3 separate regions of the Homo sapiens genome follow, and all the other regions are linked to region 3. Evidence: read pairs that join two places in POLR2A ChIA-PET (ENCODE). Cell type or tissue: GM12878. All regions are shown on one strand. Region 1 overlaps LOC105369677 (a long non-coding RNA gene). Region 2 has its middle 65 kb from the start of LMO3. Region 3 has its middle 5.4 kb from the start of LMO3.

The links. ChIA-PET counts read pairs that join two places held together with the same protein. Peaks named below come from ENCODE experiments on the same cell type or tissue, not always from the same donor. Only the 100,000 strongest peaks of a DNase experiment are listed, where the experiment ranks them.
Region 1: POLR2A ChIA-PET joins it to region 3 with 8 read pairs; 1 of 35 experiments calls an interaction of 5 or more read pairs at or near these places.
Region 2: POLR2A ChIA-PET joins it to region 3 with 6 read pairs; 3 of 35 experiments call an interaction of 5 or more read pairs at or near these places.

Annotation. Positions count from the first base shown.
Region 1 is chr12:16,832,227-16,834,726 of GRCh38, forward strand. The region is part of intron 5 of LOC105369677 (a long non-coding RNA gene); the gene reads right to left. Among named protein-coding and RNA genes, the nearest start is that of LMO3, 230 kb to the left of the region's middle. In GM12878, no CTCF peak of the experiment used is centred here; a DNase peak (open chromatin) is centred at 1,345.
Region 2 is chr12:16,669,682-16,672,181 of GRCh38, forward strand. No RefSeq gene overlaps it. Among named protein-coding and RNA genes, the nearest start is that of LMO3, 65 kb to the left of the region's middle. In GM12878, no CTCF peak of the experiment used is centred here; no DNase peak of the experiment used is centred here.
Region 3 is chr12:16,610,356-16,612,855 of GRCh38, forward strand. No RefSeq gene overlaps it. Among named protein-coding and RNA genes, the nearest start is that of LMO3, 5.4 kb to the left of the region's middle. RefSeq lists an enhancer at 1-129. In GM12878, no CTCF peak of the experiment used is centred here; a DNase peak (open chromatin) is centred at 1,062.

The DNA.
Region 1 (2,500 bases), 220 kb after region 3:
CATTGACTTACAGTTCTGCATTGCTGGGGAGGCCTCAGGAAACTTATAATCATGGCGGAAGACCAAGCAGAAAGAAAGCTTCTTCACATGGTGGCAAGAGAGAGAAGAGTGAATGAGCAAAGGGGTAAGAGCCCTTATAAAACCGTTAGATCTTGTGAGAACTCACTCACTATCATGAGAACAGCATGGGGAAAACCGCCCCCATGATCCAATCACCTTCCACCAGGTCCTGCCCTTAACAAGTGGGGATTTGAGATGAGATTTGGGTGGGAACCAAAACCATATCAACCACTTACTGTAATCTGGGGCTGGGGACAGCCCTGGGGAAGACAGTAGATGATATGACCATTATCTGGGCTCTTAAAGGGTGAGCACATGCTAGCCTGGTATCAGAGTATGTGTGTGTGTGTGTGTGTGTGTGTGTGTGTGTGTGTGTTGTCTGTATGTGTGTGTGTATGTGTGTTTATGTGTGTGTCTGTGCACATGCATGTGTGTGTTGGGGGCATGGAGAATGGGCCAATGGATGGTAGGGAGATGAAAGACATTTCAGCCAAGTCCATGTAACTTATATTAACATGTTTAAAAAGGCATGGAAATAATATTGTGTACAAGGGATTGAATTCAAAAGTCACTCGGGGATAAGAAGAAAGTAGTGAGAAAAGAAACTAGATAAGTAGATGTGGTCAGGGCATAACAGGCTTTATATTCCATCCTAAGGATCATGGCCTTTATTCTGTAGGTGGTAGAGTAACATTAAAGCAGAATAATGACAAGGTTAGGTCTACAGTTCAGAGTAGTCATTTTAGCAAAAGCTCAGAGGAATGGACTTCAAAGAGGGCAAGTCTGCAATGTGGCAGGTAACGGGTAGGAGGCTATGGCAACAGTGCAGCCTTGATTAAGGGCAGCGGTAAAATGTAAGGAGAGAAGATGACATATTTGAGAGCAAAAAAAGCTATCCATGCCTTTTATTCCCACCATTAACCTTTTATATTAGAGGAGCACAGGACATGGAGAAGGAGACCCATGTGCATGTGATGGAGTAGTGCTGAAGATTAAATGAGTTAATACACATGATCAGTACTATAAAAGTGTTTGCTATTATTATTATTGGGGGCAAGGGAGAGTAAAACTCAGAATGATTTACTGACCTTAACATACAGGCATCAGTGGAAAGCTGCACTTATGGTCTAGATCCTGGGGACATGGATCTTTTAGAGAGTCATGAACAGAGAAGATAAGGCATGCAAAAGGGAGAGTCTCAGTAGCTGCTGACAAATGGAAACTATGAGAGAGTCTCAGTAGCTGTAGACAAATGGAAACTACCTTTCAAGCTGTATCAATGCATCAAGGGGACACAACGGAAGTAGGGAGTGCTCTGAGTCACTTCATGCAGAAAAAAGGGAGATGTTTGGATTAACCACAGCTTCTGCTGTCCCTTAAATAGCAGTAGGATGCATTCAGAATCCCCTGAAAATAAGTGTCATTGCATTCTCTTTTATGCTACCATCCTAGAAAGTACACTAGGAAGATGCAAAAGCATTTGGATAGAAATCCACAGAAGTGACACATGTACATTCCATCAGCATTTTTGCTTTGCTCAAGGATTTTTGTTGGACCTAAAAAAACTCTGATCTGTTTGGAAAGAGGATTTGCATTTGCAAATAGATTTACAGGCAGATCCAACAAGCAGCACTTTGCCATTTGCAAATCCACTTGAAACATCTGGGTTCCTGTCTAGCCCTAAAATTCTTATATAAATGGACAACCCTAAGATCATAGTTTGGACACGATTTTTTAAAAATCAAGATAAATGCTAAGTAATTTGCATAATTTGTTGGTTTCGAAAGCACAACCTATTTTGTTAACAAAATAAAAGAACAAAGAGAAACTAACCTTTTTCTGTTAAAGGAGAATTAAATAAGTGAAATCAATAAACAACAATAAAAGCACTTTGACTTTGTTAACTGGAGAAAGGCTGTGTGACATTTCTGTGAAACAAGCTTGTTAATAAGGGTTTTAATTTAGACTGAAATTCTACCTATTCTCCTAATGGTAAAATACATTTTTTAAAAAAATTGTATCAATGACTTATTTATTGTGGATCTGAAAATATATCCTAATTGTGACTTTTTTTATATAAAAAGGAAACTAGTGAGGCTCTTCTCTAGTATAAAAAAGTATTATAATATAGACAATATAAGATTTAGTCAGGCTAAATTTATACTGTACCAGTAGACTATAAGAATTCCATTAATGCTCCATTGATATCATCAATGAAGAAAAAGGCAAAATGGATGCATTGCTTCTGCTCCACTGGGTCTGTAATGAAGCAGCATTATAGCAGCTGCTGTCTTTTTAAACAGCTTTGCTTTTTTTCCCAAGGCATCACTTGGTATATTGCAAGATTCTCCAGAAAAATATCTTTTGACCTTGTGGCCCTTTCTTTTTATTATTTTTTTTCCAAGAACCATGGCCTTCCATTTGCCACTGTGGTGCTATG
Region 2 (2,500 bases), 59 kb after region 3:
GTGATTTATACAGTATGCTTGAGGTTTTCTTTTTCCTCTGAATAGTGGCCAGAAATATTGTTAATTTATTGAATTCTTTGTAGAAAGTGATGTGTGCATTATGTGGAAACAGTAAGGCAGCTACAATGTGTCATATAAATAGATTCAATACCTTATGAAAAAAGTATACAACTTAAGGATAACTGGTCTTTTCTTGGATCAGATCAGAGATGTGACAAATGTTTCTTCTCGTTCAATGATCATAGCATAATTGAAAGAGAAACAAAGCAGTGAGTGGCTCTAGCTTTGTAAGCCATTTCTGCAGCTGTATATAAACTACTGTAGGCATCACTTTCATTTGTCTTTTTAAAAATGAAATATAGTCATCCACATTATGATATTTGTCTTCTTGAAATTGGAGCTTAAAAAATAAATTTTTATAACCATTTCAATTAAAGAAATATCCATTTGTAGTCATTTACTTTATCAGTAAACTCCAGTTTGGGCACTTATATGAAACCAAAATATTCTGTTTTACTTTTAATGACTATTACAAATAATCTAGTAGGAACATACAATACATCTTCTATTACATATTACTTCTAATTATAAAATGACAATGTCTTGATTCTATTCTCCACCATATATATTTATTTTGTGAAATACAAATATTTTCTTCTTCTGATGAATGAATTAAAAAATATGTGAAAATTGTAACAGCTTTAAACAATATCATGCCTTTTGGAGGTTGTGATTCCTATACATTTTTCACAAGCCACCATTTTCCTAGGTGTCTGTCACAAAGCTAGCAAATTCTTTTTAGGGCATTTGAATTATTAAAAGTTTGTCACATATTTTTCAGTGGAATGCTGTCTTCTCTCATGCCCTTTCACTGAATAATGTTAACCACATATGATATTCAAGTGATTTACCACTCTTAGTCACACATACTTCACAGTGTTTTTGCTGGCAGAAATGTATTAAACTACCCATGTGCTTTGATGGGTCTTCATTGTAATATCTGCTAAGTAGTTGACTTGTGCTGTCTTGCAATCTCTGCTGATCAATTTTTCACTGAATAAACAAATTTCACTACAGAAAACCTCAGTCCTAAACAACATTTGCAATTATATCCTAAATAGCTAGCAAACCATTCCATGTAAAATGCCATTGTTAATATCTTGTGCAATAATTCATTACGTAAGCCATTACTACATATGTTACGGAGCAAGAGGTTTCTCCTCCTACCTGTGAAGCTAATAAAACTATCAGAATATTTGTAAAATGTCACAATTTTAGAGATATGACCCAGTTAAAAGTATTATCAGTACCACAGGTAATTTAGGATCAAAATTTCTGTGAATGAATGACTAATGGGAAAAAGGGATTGGCCAAATTTGAAAAGGTGTTTTTTAGAAAGAAACTCTATCTTTTAAGATTCTGTTATATACTGAACTACTGATCAACTTCTTACATAAATAATCAGCACGTATTCAAACCAAGTTTCTGTGATTCTGTATAATCAATCAGCACAAAAACAATTATGAAAGGAGTAGGCCATGATTGAGCTGTCATTTCAGTGCAGCCACAGTTGTTGCTGATGGTCTTGCCTGCCCTAATTCATGGAGCGCCATTCATTTCCTGGTTTCTGGGTGTATAGCAATCCCTCCTCCATATTTCAGACTTTTGGAAGTACCCAAATGGAAAGGGTTTATAAGGCTGCCCTGATTAAATTCTATTATTACTTAGGACTACCCAATACGTTTGTATTTTCTTTCTGATAAGGCAGATATTTTAACCCCCTTTATAGGATTAAGTTAAGCATTAGTGTTAATTAACTACATCTCAGTTTATTTAATCTATGTTTTTAAAATTTATATGTAAATTTAAGAAAATTTCTTGAAATACTGTATCATTTGAATATTTGGCAGTGAGGCTATAGCAATGAAGAATGCAGTAGGGTTTTAAAAAGTTTAACTTGGCAGTCTTGACTTTTAATAATGTTCACCTGCATTGAGTGTACTTAATTGTTTTACACAAAGTCTGAACTTTGGTAATATTTCTCTTTGGACTACTTTTCTTTCTCATTGAAAAACATAACTTAAACACTGGAGTGACACTGTGTTAACATTAAGAAAAAAAATCTATGCTACCCAGAATCTTCATAGAAAAACTGAAAAGATGCCAGTACATTTAGAGGGCAAAAGAGTGAAATTTGAGAAAAAAAAATATGGTTGCAGAAAACCTCTAGAGGTTATCTTTCTGCTTCATCCTGCTGGCTTCAGGCAAACTTTACCTAAACTATTGTAGGCAGATGGGTATCTGGACTGTTTTTAAAGATTTTGAGGGAAGCAATTCCATAATCTCTTAATATCCTTCTTTATATCTAATCTTTTTGCTCATTTAATTTAGTTAATCTTCAGCAGACATGGATAATGTTACCCTTTACAATATAATTCATCATAACCTTGATAATTGAGATATTATTTATATATGAAAGAGTTTTCTCAGACAGAAAAGA
Region 3 (2,500 bases):
TTGAGAGGACTGCAACTTATTCCCTAGCCCCCAATTATGGTTGGGTAATTAGATCCCCAACCTCCAATTTTTCACATTCACCCTTCTAACATTCCAAAATATCAAAGTATCTCTCACCAAAGCTCCCCCTTACCGGACTCCACTCTACTCACTGTATTGACAGTTAGATCTGCTCTAACCTTTGTAGTGACGCCAGTTTTAATGGTGCATTCAGTCCATTGACAGAGCTGTGTTTTCTCCCCCAGCCTCTCTTCTCCTTTCCTCTCCACACTACCACCCCCACCCCACCCCCTTAACCCTCAGAAACAAAAGGGTAAAAAAAAAATCCTCTAACTTGTATAGTTTGTACTTTTGATAAAAGGTTTCAGTGATGAGCTTTGGCAGTGGTGCTTCCTTTCTAATGTCTTTTTATCTGTATTAATTCCTCAGATGAAAACTTTAAGGAACAATGAAGGAGAGAGGTAGTGCTCTGAAACGGTGAGAAGAAAAAAATTACACAGCACACCTGGGACAGATGAAGCCAAACTAGTGCTTTTATAATGCCAATCAGCAGGGCTGTTATCATCCCTCTAATTAGGAAAGCAGCCTAAAACAGAGAGCACTTGGGGAAATGGTAATGTTATGGTTTTGCACTTAAAAGGAGAGACATTTCCTGCACTGTAAGAATCTAGGATTGGGGCTGACAAGTCCTTTAATTAATGGGCAGGATTCCCTGTGTGTGCAAGTGTGTGTGCATGTTTTAATTCATAAAAGTGGACAAAGGGTGTTATGAGGAGGAGGGAAAGAGAGATGGGGGAGGGAGGGTGAGTCCATTAGGTTGAAGATGAACAGAGTTCATAGCTACATTCATCTTTTTTTTTTTAACCCCCACAGGACTGAGGTGCAGAACTGGAGTGAGCTGTTTTTCTAGGAATTTGAATGTTATACTGAATAAAAGCCCCAGGCCATAAGGCAAACACAAAGTTTGAGAGAACCCATATTTCAAGTTGGCAAACCCCTGTGTCTAGCTTGCCCCTGGTCGCTATCTCTTTGGGTTGGTGTTTCACCCAGCTCCTCTGGGCTTTGCTGTAGACTACTTTCCCACACACAGGTGCCTAGGATTCACTTTCATTTTGCCGTGCTAAAGAAATATGTAGCTTAAATAATTCCAGCAACAAGATTACTCTTACTGGTAAAAAAAAATGTGGACTAGTATCCTAAGACAAAGAGTTAATATTTGTCTTTTTGAGGGTTTTGAAACTGAACACTTTGAACCTGGCAGCATCGAGTTCTCAATACTGTTTTAAATGGCTTTTTAACACTTAGGAGAAATTCTCCAATGGCTCTAAGAGATACTTCTCAATTTTTTCATTCCCTCTCTCTGCTGTCTGCTATTATTCACAGATATGCATATTCCTACACGTAAATACACATAGGGTAGATTGTTTGAGGGATAATTAATCTAAAATTTAGTAAGATCTTATCTAATTTATTATTTCTTTTTTCCAAAATAAATTCAAATGCTCTATTGCCATCTCAGCTATACTAGTGTGTCACCTAAAAATTACACTTAGATATTACACTTACACCAACATACTAAAGGGATGCTGATTTTACAGTAGTCACAGTGATTGATTAAACAAATTTATCTTATATCAAACTAGTGCTTGACTTGTAAGTCTACTATGTAGAATAAATAAGATTCTTAAAAAGAACACACATTATTCATTTAATTTTTGTAGTAGTATCAACGTCTTTTTAAGGGAAACATAGCCTCTGCTTTCAAAATATCACTAAATTTAGAACCCTAAATTTACCCTGGTCAGAAGGGAGCAGCTTTACAATAGTGTAATTTTATTTTAACATTTTGTGAACAAATTTAAGGTAAGAGTAATCCTTAAAGAAATAAATGGGGTTAGTCATTTTCTTATACAGTTGAAATGGCAAAGCAGCCTCCTTCTAATTTAATGGAAGCAGAAAGTGAAACCAAATAATCTAATATTCAATACCTTTTTAAGATAAAAAGAAGAAACTAAAATGAGGCCCCAAGATTAATTTTATAATTTACCAGAGATTATTTTCAGAAGAATTTAAAATGAAATAAATATCATGTTGTTTGTACTCATTTGAAAGAAAATTTTCATCACTTTAAAAGAAAATCACTTTCTGAACAAAGTAGTACATGGCATTCGCATATGCCTCCAAGCAGCTGGGAAAAATATGTAATTATTTTAAATATCCTTACACAATGTATTGAACTATTAAGCAACCATGCCAGGCTTCAATTCCCTGACAATTCTTTCCATGGATAGTATTTTTTTAAAGACAATGAATACTTTTTGAGGAAAATGAAAATGAGTTTTAATTTCCAATAACCTAGGGTGGGTAGTAAGCCTAACAATAGGCAATACTTTACTTCAGTTTGTAAGAAAGAAAGAAAAAAGAAAACAACAGCTAAACAAACAAAACAAAGTTTCTAACAGGCTTGATACCTTTCCTCTGAATCACTCCACAAGAGCAA